2 separate regions of the Homo sapiens genome follow, and region 1 is linked to region 2. The links are chromatin loops, found by intact Hi-C in ENCODE. Cell type or tissue: breast epithelium. All regions are shown on one strand.

The links. Hi-C counts contacts between places; a loop is a spot of excess contacts. Peaks named below come from ENCODE experiments on the same cell type or tissue, not always from the same donor. Only the 100,000 strongest peaks of a DNase experiment are listed, where the experiment ranks them.
Region 1: it touches region 2 in a loop (14-fold over the local background); 1 of 110 quality-filtered maps calls a loop at or near these places.

Annotation. Positions count from the first base shown.
Region 1 is chr2:205,785,495-205,790,494 of GRCh38, forward strand. All of the region lies in intron 15 of NRP2 (neuropilin 2), which reads left to right. Among named protein-coding and RNA genes, the nearest start is that of NRP2, 110 kb to the left of the region's middle. In breast epithelium, no CTCF peak of the experiment used is centred here; no DNase peak of the experiment used is centred here; H3K27ac peaks cover 964 bases.
Region 2 is chr2:204,239,977-204,244,976 of GRCh38, forward strand. No RefSeq gene overlaps it. Among named protein-coding and RNA genes, the nearest start is that of PARD3B, 300 kb to the right of the region's middle. In breast epithelium, no CTCF peak of the experiment used is centred here; no DNase peak of the experiment used is centred here.

The sequences.
Region 1 (5,000 bases), 1.5 Mb after region 2:
TGAAAAGAGCCAATTGCTTGTTCACATATCTACTTACAACAATGGAGAATAGCTGATTTTTCAAAGACTTGGGGTAAAAAAGAGGTTCTAGAATTTTCTTTCATCAGCTTTGCTGTGTTTTTCCAGTCTGCACAATTGTGAAGCCTATCTTTATAGCCAAACATGTCTCTGGCTGCATTTTTCTTCTTTTCATGCCATTGTTGGGGCTCATTGGAGACATTCTGGCCTCAGCTGCTCATCCGCCTCCACACTTGAAAGTATTACTAGGTCATTTCACAGTCTTCTTGTTTGCAGTCAGTATTTCCAATTCTTTTTAGTGTTTCCTTCTAGTTATTCAACTAAAAATAATAGAAACGAATGGCTAAATTCAAGATCAAACTCTTCCAGTAATCTCACACCAAGCCCCCTCCTTTTTTTTCCGCACTTGAAACCATTTGAAAAATTCCAAAAAATATTTTTTCCATGACCGTGCCTAGATTTGGCTGTAGCCCAAGAGATAAAAGCCTGTGATAAAGGCTCTTCTGATGGTGCTTCTAAACTCAAGCCAAACCCAGCAAGGAATGAATGGCTCTCAAGTAGCCCGACTTCTTAACAGAGGAGATTTGGCAAAGTTTAGATCAACACCTGAATGTTTGGCTCCTTATTGCAACTTGGATGAACAAACTGAATTGGGAAATTAAGTGTGGTGGGGAAGGCGGACCTTCAGCCAATACTAAATATTAAACTGAATTAAACCGAATTTTGAAGTGCCAAGAAGAATCTCCTTAGTCCTTTGTTATTTATCTTTTACTGAGGTCTCAGTGTTGTATTTCCTGCTGGGATTAAAAGAGAATGGCTGAGAGAAGTTTCTGGAGGCTACTCATCTGAAAAATCCAGCGATTTAACTGGCCCATGGGGTTCAGAAACTTGGAATCAAGTTCAACAAAGGCACTAAGTGGCCAAGAGCTTATCCCAAATAAATCACAGCCCCCAAACAAGGTGTTGAAAATCTATGGCTTACTCTCAGTTCTACTGCTGATTTATTCAATGACTTATTGCACTTCTCTACCCTCCCTCCTCAATTTCATCTCTAAAGTCAAAGTGATGACACCTGGTACCTGTGAAAATGAATGATTTCAGTGGTTTCCTGTGTGTAAGAGGCTCTTCGATCCTTGCCTTCAAGGCTGGTTGAAATGTGGTAGGTTAAGTGGATGTGCTAAGACTGGCTTTCCATGAGGTTTTCTCAGCCCAGCCTCAGTTAACACAGAGGCTTAAAACTATAGGCACAATTTACCCACTTTGTCAGTTCCTCAGTCACCAATTAGCAGGACTAAGTCCTGAGCCAAACGGGCAAGTATTGAACACATAGAACCTCATGGGTTCTCTTGACCTGTCCTTTTTGTGGTCTTCTCTTTCTGTGCACACCTTAAAACAAATGGTTTCAGGGAGTGGCCACTCCCAGGAGAGGACAGAGTTAGGGTGAAGAATGGGGCAGTGAGCATCATGGGGCAATGGAGCCCTTTTGTTCAGAAGTTGCCTTGTCTCCCTCAACCATCACCCTCTTCAAAGAACCCTCATCAGAAAGGCCCTCGTACCTTTCTCATTTCCTTCCTGTAAAGACAAGGGAATTCTAGAGGAGAGGAGAGCATCAGTGTTTACTTTACAGAGGAGCAAACAGAGACCCAGGGAGGTCAATGACTGGTCAAGGCTCTGACACCTGAGGCAGAACCACATGGGAGGTAGGCATTCCGCCCCCAGCCTAGGGCCCTCCACATCCCACGCCGCTTCCTTCAGTGCAGGGTGATGCTGCCACTGACCAGGCTTCTGAGTGTCTCTGCTGTACACTCCAGATGACAAGCCTGTCATCAGCTTCAAGCAGACCTCTTAATCCACTGCTCAGGGTTGGCATGGAAGGGACTCTTCAAAGAAACCAGCACATTAGTGACCTGAAATGATCTGTGTCCCAGGGCTGTCTTAAATTATTTACCCAAAAGTAACCAGTGGTTTGGGGCAGACTTCTCACTTTCCTGGCCATATTGTGAAGCTCCTTTACAATGCGGGAAGTAAACAGTGTCGAGGCCAATATACTCATACAATATGCTCTGTGTAGACACAGAGCGAAGGCTGAGAATTTTCTGTAAGAAACTGCAGAAAAGCAAACTAATGAAGGAATGCTAATCCCAAATAATCTTAACTTAGAAGAAGGAAGAAAATGAGGGAGAGAGGAAAGATAAAAAAAAGTGTCTGTGTGTGTGTGTGTGTGTGTGTGTGTGTGTGTGTGTCAGAGAAAGAGAGAGTGAGAAAGAATGGAAAGGGCCATAAGAGAGGGCCTTCTTATTTGAGGACTAAATCATTCTCAGTAGGAATTTCCAGGCAGCAGGTTGGAGTGTCTTGGGGGTGTTTCCCCTGAGCAGCATGTGTGGTCTTACACTACCAGGCAGTGTTCCAGGGAAAAGCTTATTTCATTAGAAGAGGTTGGGTTTGTGACTGGATATGGCGTTCACCCTTTGTGCCGTAGTGTTGCAATGTATTGACAAGCACACTAGAGAATATTTGACTCTTCCAGGGTGGAGGGTGTTTCTGGAACAGTCTTGTGGGTGTTTTCATAACTAGCCACCCTGGTCTCTCATTCCAAAAAATCAGGACAGCAGGAGATCAGTGAGACCTTGAATCATGCCTCACCGTGTACCTACTCTGTCTCTCGATGATGCAGAGAGAAGGGACACTGACCAAAATAAGGTGACTTTTTGGCCTGAGACTGATCTTCATATGAAAATGACCAGAGTTTTGTGAAGTTGGGTTGTATTTGTTTTTAAGCAGTAGCTACTGTGCCCACTTGATTACTCAAGCTCTGTAAAACCCCTTCCCATCATTCATTCAGAGCTGACCTCTTTCTCTCACTGTGCTGATCTGCAACAGCTGGGGAAGGGATGGGTGTTGGAGATCGGGAAGGCAGAGGTCTGACTCTCACATAGATATATGCAAGGTGGAAGATTTGTGGCAAAGCTAGGTGATCGCTTTGAATTCCTTGATGAGCCTGATACGAATGAATGCAAGCCAAAAGACAAGAGATCAGGTGCCATGTTTGAAAGCATTTCTATCAATCAGACAGATAAAGGGAACAGAAATCCCCCGATGCCCAACTTGCAGCAGCCTCAATTCCACAGTATCCTCCTCTACACTCCCACATTTTCCTTCCTGATAGTGGCCCAGGCTCATTTGCCCAATCCCTGCCCTGGACTCCAGCAGCACTTGGGAGTCCTCTCCGCAATGCCTCACTTTCTTTCATGCTAATTTGGCATGGGTGAGTCTTCACTTCCCAACCACCCTGAAGGGCCTTGATGGTAGACACCTGGTCCCTTACATCTTTATTTTCCAAAGTCATCAGTTTGTTTCCTGGGCATGCAGTGAGCCCTCTTACTAAGTGGTGTTAGGCTGGTTAGTTGGTTAATGAAAACTGCCCTTTGAAGAACAATGTAATTTAGTTTCCTGCTCTGGGTGATGCCTGTCATGGAAAGCATGAAACCCCAAATTTCAGATCCCCACTTCTTCATGTTCATGAGAAGCCCCTCAAAGCCCTACTCTATCAAAGTAGTGAGCCAGTGAAACAGGCAACCAAAGTGTGTATCCAGCCAATCCGGATCTGAGATAAGGCAGACTCTTTTATTTTATTAGAAGGGGGCAGTAGGGATATGGTGGTAGTTACAGTGTCCCAGCCACACCCAAAGAACTTGAATGCAGACTGGGGATCCACCCTGGCCCTAATACAGTTATTTGAGAGTCAGTATTTGTAGTCAGGCTGACCTGAGACTGAATCCACATGGGGGCCTAGAAGGAAACAGGGTCATGGGAGCACAAAGGTTGAAAGCGGAACTCGTGTGGGTGGTAAGATCCCTTCCTGACCTGCATTCTTCTAGAGGTTTGGCCCATTCCACTCTCCCTAGCCCATCTCACACTCACCAACACACCCACCCACTAAAACAGAGTCCTGGAACTTCCTCTTCAAGTTTTCCCCATTGAAAACAAAATTCTGAGTCCCTGGTTCCTTTCTCCCACTCTCTCCTGATGTCTGCCCTGACTTCGGCAGCTAGGTCTGCCATCCTGTGGCTGCCATTTCCCCTTTCCAGGGAGCTGTGGCCTCTACCCTCTGCCTTGGGCTCCTAGCTCATCATTCTCCCCTCTGCCTCCCAGAGGCCGGTAGCTTTACCCGTTGGTTCTCCTGGTAGCATCTTACCTGCCACACCTTGCCTATTCTTTGCTAGAACTACAGGGACCTAATGAGAGAACCACATTCCTTCCTGCTGGCCTCCTAAGGAAACAGGCTGCAGTTTACCTACCAGGCTCAACAGAAAAGGAAAGTGGCTGGTAAAGGGCAAAGATGCTTTTGAGAGAGAGAAAGCTCTTAATCAAACACAGATATCAAGAATATTAGCAAGGGGACTAGAGAAAATTGCTATCAAAGTAAATGGTTTTTTGTACAAATGTTCCCTTTATTTGTGTTTTCCCCAGTGTGCCATTCTTTCTTTAAGGCTTGGTGAACAGATGTGCTTTTGAAAATGTTGATTAACTTATCCTTTTTTTGACCCCCTTCCCACTCACTCAAACTCAGGGGAGCAGTGATTATATAAAAAGCCAAGTCAAGCCACTAAAGTGTTCTTCTTCACCTTAAGTAGCCTTTGATTCTCCAGGTGCAGAAATCTCAGCTGCATCTGGGCAATTGATTTCATTGAGTCTTAGAAATGGGCCAATTCTTAGGAAATCATCTCATCCAGTCCTCAACCTCCAGAGACAAGAGGCCGTGATCTCCTGTGATAAAATGTTCTCAAAATCATTAGCATCATTTTACCCTTTTTCCTTTAAGATCAATGCCACATTCACCCCTTTCCAGCCAGTGATCTATGGTATCCTAAGACTTCTTCCCTGAGGGTGTGAGATGGAGCAAGATGGCATTCTAGCCTCCAAGAATTCATCACATCCTTGGCAGAAACAAGATCCCTAAAAGCAAGCATAGGATTTGGCCC
Region 2 (5,000 bases):
AATCTGTGTGTGGACAGCTGCTTGCTGTCCTCTCAGTCTTCTAGGAGAGTTTGTTCTGTTGTCTGGCAAGTCCCTTCATCCAAAAGGAGTACCTATTTGAAAAGGAGAGGAGTTGGCTTGATGTCGCTTTGTAAGAAGAGTTTGAGTATTTTAAAGCAACTTTCATGGAAAGAGAAAAGTCTACACGTCCTTTACAGGGATACATTTGGATTCAAATGGTTAGATCCTGCTATAATTGTTGAAATAACTTACTACTTTAGAGCTTCAAATTCTGATTTTCATTAGAAAAACCATATTTAAAACTCCGTTTGCATTTGAAGATAGAAAATCTTTAGGAAGCATCTATCCACAAGTATTTTTTTAATGCTAGTAATCAATGGTGAAACAAAAGAAGAATAAAATGCAGTGTTTTTCCACAATTGAGCTTTCTTTTTTTTTCGAGATGGAGTCTTGCCATGTCACCCAGGCTGGAGTGCGGTGGCATGATCTTGGCTCACTGCAACCTCCACTTCCCAGGTTCAAGCAATTCTCATGCCTCAGCCTCCCAAGTAGCTGGGATTACAGGAACGCACCACTATGCCTGGCTAATTTTTGTTATTTTTAGTAGAGACGGGGTTTCACCATGTTGGCCAGACTGGTCTCGAACTCCTGACCTCATGATCTTCCCATCTTGGCCTCCCTAAGTGCTGGGATTATAGGCGTGAGCCACCATGCCCCACCCACAATTGAACTTCCAGTCTCACGGAGGAGATACGGTGTCACCCCTACCAGTGCAAAACGAAAAACTAGCCTACAAGGTACACATATCATATACTTTTATTGAAAAGCCATAATGAATATTAAAAAATTGGGGGAACACAAAAACACTTATTCTCCTACTACCCTAGCACAACCATGTTCATTTGCATAGTTCTGTCTCGCCATATGTGGCCATGAGCAAGAAAGCAGTATATGCAAAAATAGTATGTTTTGATTCCACCATTATGACCCCACAGTTTGTTCTTTGTTTCCCACATGGTGTGGGAAAGGGAGACACAGTATATTTAGAATTATTTGAACACATTTTTATAATTTTAGCAATATAACTGTTAAGAAACTTATTCTATGCTTGTCACCTTGTCATTCAGGTCTCAGCTCAAATATTACCTCTTCAGGGAGAACCTTCTTGACAACCTGATCTAATGTAGCTTTCTAAACTGTCACGGTCACATTATGTTGTCTAATTTTCTTCACAGTCCTTATTTCAGTATGAAATTCTTCTGCCCCTTTATTTGTTTGACTGTCTCTTCTTTTCTAGCCAACAATTAGAAAGGAAACTACATAAGAGCAGAAACATTATCTTCTTGCACAGATGTATCCTAAGTGCCTTGATTAGCACCCGGTGTGTAGTAGGCCCTCCCTTGATACTTGTGATTGAATTGATGAAATACAAATTATCACTTTTTCGTCTAATTCATAACGAACCTTACTCATAGTGAAAAACAAAATAAAAGTGACTGGCTAAAACTTGCAAACAGTAAAAGCTATTATAAACGAAAAATTGGCAAAAGAATCAAGCTCATTGGTAATATTGGAATTTAAAAATGGATCTGAGGCCAGGTGTCGTGGCTGATGCCTGTGATCTCAGCACTTTGGGAGGCTGAGATGGGAGGATTGCCTGAGCCCAGGCAAGTTTGAGACCAGCTTGGGCAACAAAGTGGGACTCCATCTCTACAAAAAACAATAAAAATATTGGCACAAAAAACATGCCAAGCATGGTGCACATGCCTGTAGTTCCAGCCACTTGGAGACCTGAGGTGGGAGGATCGCTTGAGTCCAAGATGTAGAGGCTGCCATGAGCCATGTTTGTACCACTGCACTCCAGCCTGGGTGACAGAGGGAGGACCTGTCTCAAAAACAAAAGCAAAAATGGATCTGAGGAAACATAGAGTTGGTTGAAATAATCAACACAAGACAGACAATGGCTAAAATTGCAGATGGCACAATTTGTCCTTGGCTAAAAAATGACGGGAGAACTAAATCTTCTAAACAAAACTATATCATAATTTTGACCCTGGACAATTATACTTGGTGGTCATAAAAGAAAAATCATAATAGAAAAAGATATAATAGGTAACATTTCATATGTTTGGGGAAAAAGTGATGGGTAAATCAAATATTCATCATACAACTCATAAGAATTGATTTTGAGTAAAATAATTTTGGTTACATGTAAATGAATAAAAAGGAAATTGTTTAAATGGTTTATATGGAAAATTCGATCAAATAATGGGATTGGCTTAATGTATTTTGATTTCAAAATGCTTTCTTGGCAATGGTAATAAAATTATAATTTAAGTGGTTGTGCTTTCAAATATGGAATCCATATATTCTTATGGGAAAAATGGTGGAATAGCAACTTCCTACAATCTAGCTGAATATACAGCTATAGAGCAAAATAAATAATAAAGCACTAATTTGAGAAGCATAAACAACCATAAAATAGACGAGTGTACACTGTGCTAAGGATAAAAATGTATCATTCTGGAATTATCAGGGGAGGCTCCCCGGAAAGCAGGGTAGCGCTATCCAGATGGCCGGCCTTGGGCAGGTCACTCAGTGTCTCTGGTTTTGGGCATGTTCAATAAGAGTCCAAGCTACAATTTAGACTAAAGTCAACCCAGAGAGCTGACCAAAGAGAAAGTACATATTACTGAGGATGGGAACAGAAACAGTGAGTAAGAGGACATCCTGGGCTAACCTTTAGGAGCTGCCAACGTTTAGGGGTTACGAAGATGACAAACCCCTGGAAAAAGGAGCAAAGAATGAGCAAAGAAATAAGATAATAAGACAGTGCAACGTGAGAGGGCCCTGAGACCTGAACATATGTGAAAGCAGACAGTCAAATACTATTGGGAAATATTGTCAACAACAAAAATAAGTCTCCTGAATTTGACTAGAAGTCTAATTTTGACATGGAGGCAATTATCTTGGGAAACTATAGGAGGAGGTGGTCATTGAGGACAAGAGAATAGTAAGAAATTGAAGGAGAGGGTTCTTGATCAGAGATATTTTGTTTCCTGCTGACAATAATTGAACTTGAGCAAGCATAGGCAATAGGGTAAACTTATTGGCTCACCTGTTCAAACCAGGTAAGGCATGGGTTTGAGAACTTTAAGGATGATCATCACCAGGGAATGAATAACTTCCAGGACTCTATTTTCTTCTTATCTCTGCTTCTCTCTCAGTACTGGCTTCATTTCCTCCTACTGTAGACTAGCTTCTTTCACTTGGCAGAGGAAATTGTGGCTGGTAGATCTTTCATGTCAGCTTTGTCACCAAAGGGTTCTTTTTTTTTTTTTTTTTTTTTTTTTTTGAGACGCAGTCTCGCTCTGTCACCCAGGCTGGAGTGCAGTGGCGCAATCTCGGCTCACTGCAAGCTCCGCCTCCAGGATTCATGCCATTCTGTTGCCTCAGCCTCCCGAGTAGCTGGGACCACAGGCGCCTGCCACCATGCCTGGCTATTTTTTTGTATTTTTAGTAGAGACAGGGTTTCACCATGTTAGCCAGGATGGTCTCGATCTCCTGACCTCGTGATCCGCCCGCCTTGGCCTCCCAAAGTGCTGGGATTACAGGCATGAGCCACTGCGCCTGGCCAAGGATTCTTTGTTTCAATGTTAACATCCCAAGGCAGGACTGACTGGCCAATAGCTATTACCAACAACACAGGACCATGGAAGAAGGCACAAGTGAACAAGACATTCTCCAAAAGAAAAGAGATGGCTAATTTCCAAAACCCCAAAATAAAGAGACATGGGACAGACAAAATGATGTGTTCACTGTAAGCAGTTAGGAAATGGAAATGCTTTTTAAGACAAGAGAAAATAACATGTTTAAAGGCAGAAAGGATAAGATGAAATTGTGGAGAATAAATAAAAAGGAAGAAAAGACATATGGAGGAATTCCCACTTAGTGTGAAATTAACCAGAATGGGGCCTTAAACTCACAAGTGGCTTGGAGAATTATTTTTCTACTTAGTTTGAGTTCTTTCCTGACTTCTGTGCTCTTCCACTCTTCCTGTTTGGTCATCTCCTTGACTAACTCTCCTGCTTCACTCCCTAGTCCTAGTCCAGAGTTTATCTTCTTCCCTTTTGACTGGTCCTTCATTCAGACGTATCTTTTTATAATGGCTCCCCGTGGCTTTGCATTTCTGGGAACTGCCTAGAGCCTTGGACTCTTTCTCCACCCCAGTCTAGGAGTAAGAAGGCTGGGCAGGAACAACCGGGCCTTTACAGACCCAAGAAGGGATGGGATCAGTGGCACAGATGAAGAATTCAGCTATGGCAAAGAAGGGAGGGTGGGCATCTTTCCCTTAGATAAACCAGAAGGAAGAAACAAAAGGGCAAATTTCTGCAAAAAGACAGATTTGAGGAGTGAAGGAGATCGGTTAAAGTTAAGGTTAAAGGAAAGATGAATGAGGGATTTTGGGGAGGATGGCCTCAATCTTTCAGAATAGTCTAAGTCAAGTCCATCTACTGCTAGAAAGGATGGCAAGTGTAGGAGCTTAAGGAGTTTGTCAGTTTCCTAGGCAGCCACAACAAATTACTACAAACTGGGTGGCTTAAAACAACATAAATGTAGTTTGTCACAGTTCTGGATCCCAGAAGTCTGAAGTCAAAATATTGTCAGGGCCTCATTACCTCTGAAGGCCCTAGGGGAGAATCCTTGTTTCTTCCAGCTTCTGCTGGCTGTTGGCATTTCTTGCTTGACGCCACATTATTCCATTTCCAATGTTTTCACATGGCCTTCTCCTCTGTATGTGTGTCAAAATGTCCTCTGTCTTACATGTCATTGGATTTAGGGTCCACCTGGATAATACAGGATGATCTAATCTCAACTCTTAATTTAATTATACCTTTTCCCTAAATTAGGTAATGTTCACTGACTCCGTGGATTAGAGCATGTACATTTCTTTTTGGGGACCACCCCAAAATCCATTCAACCCACTGCAAGGGGAAAAA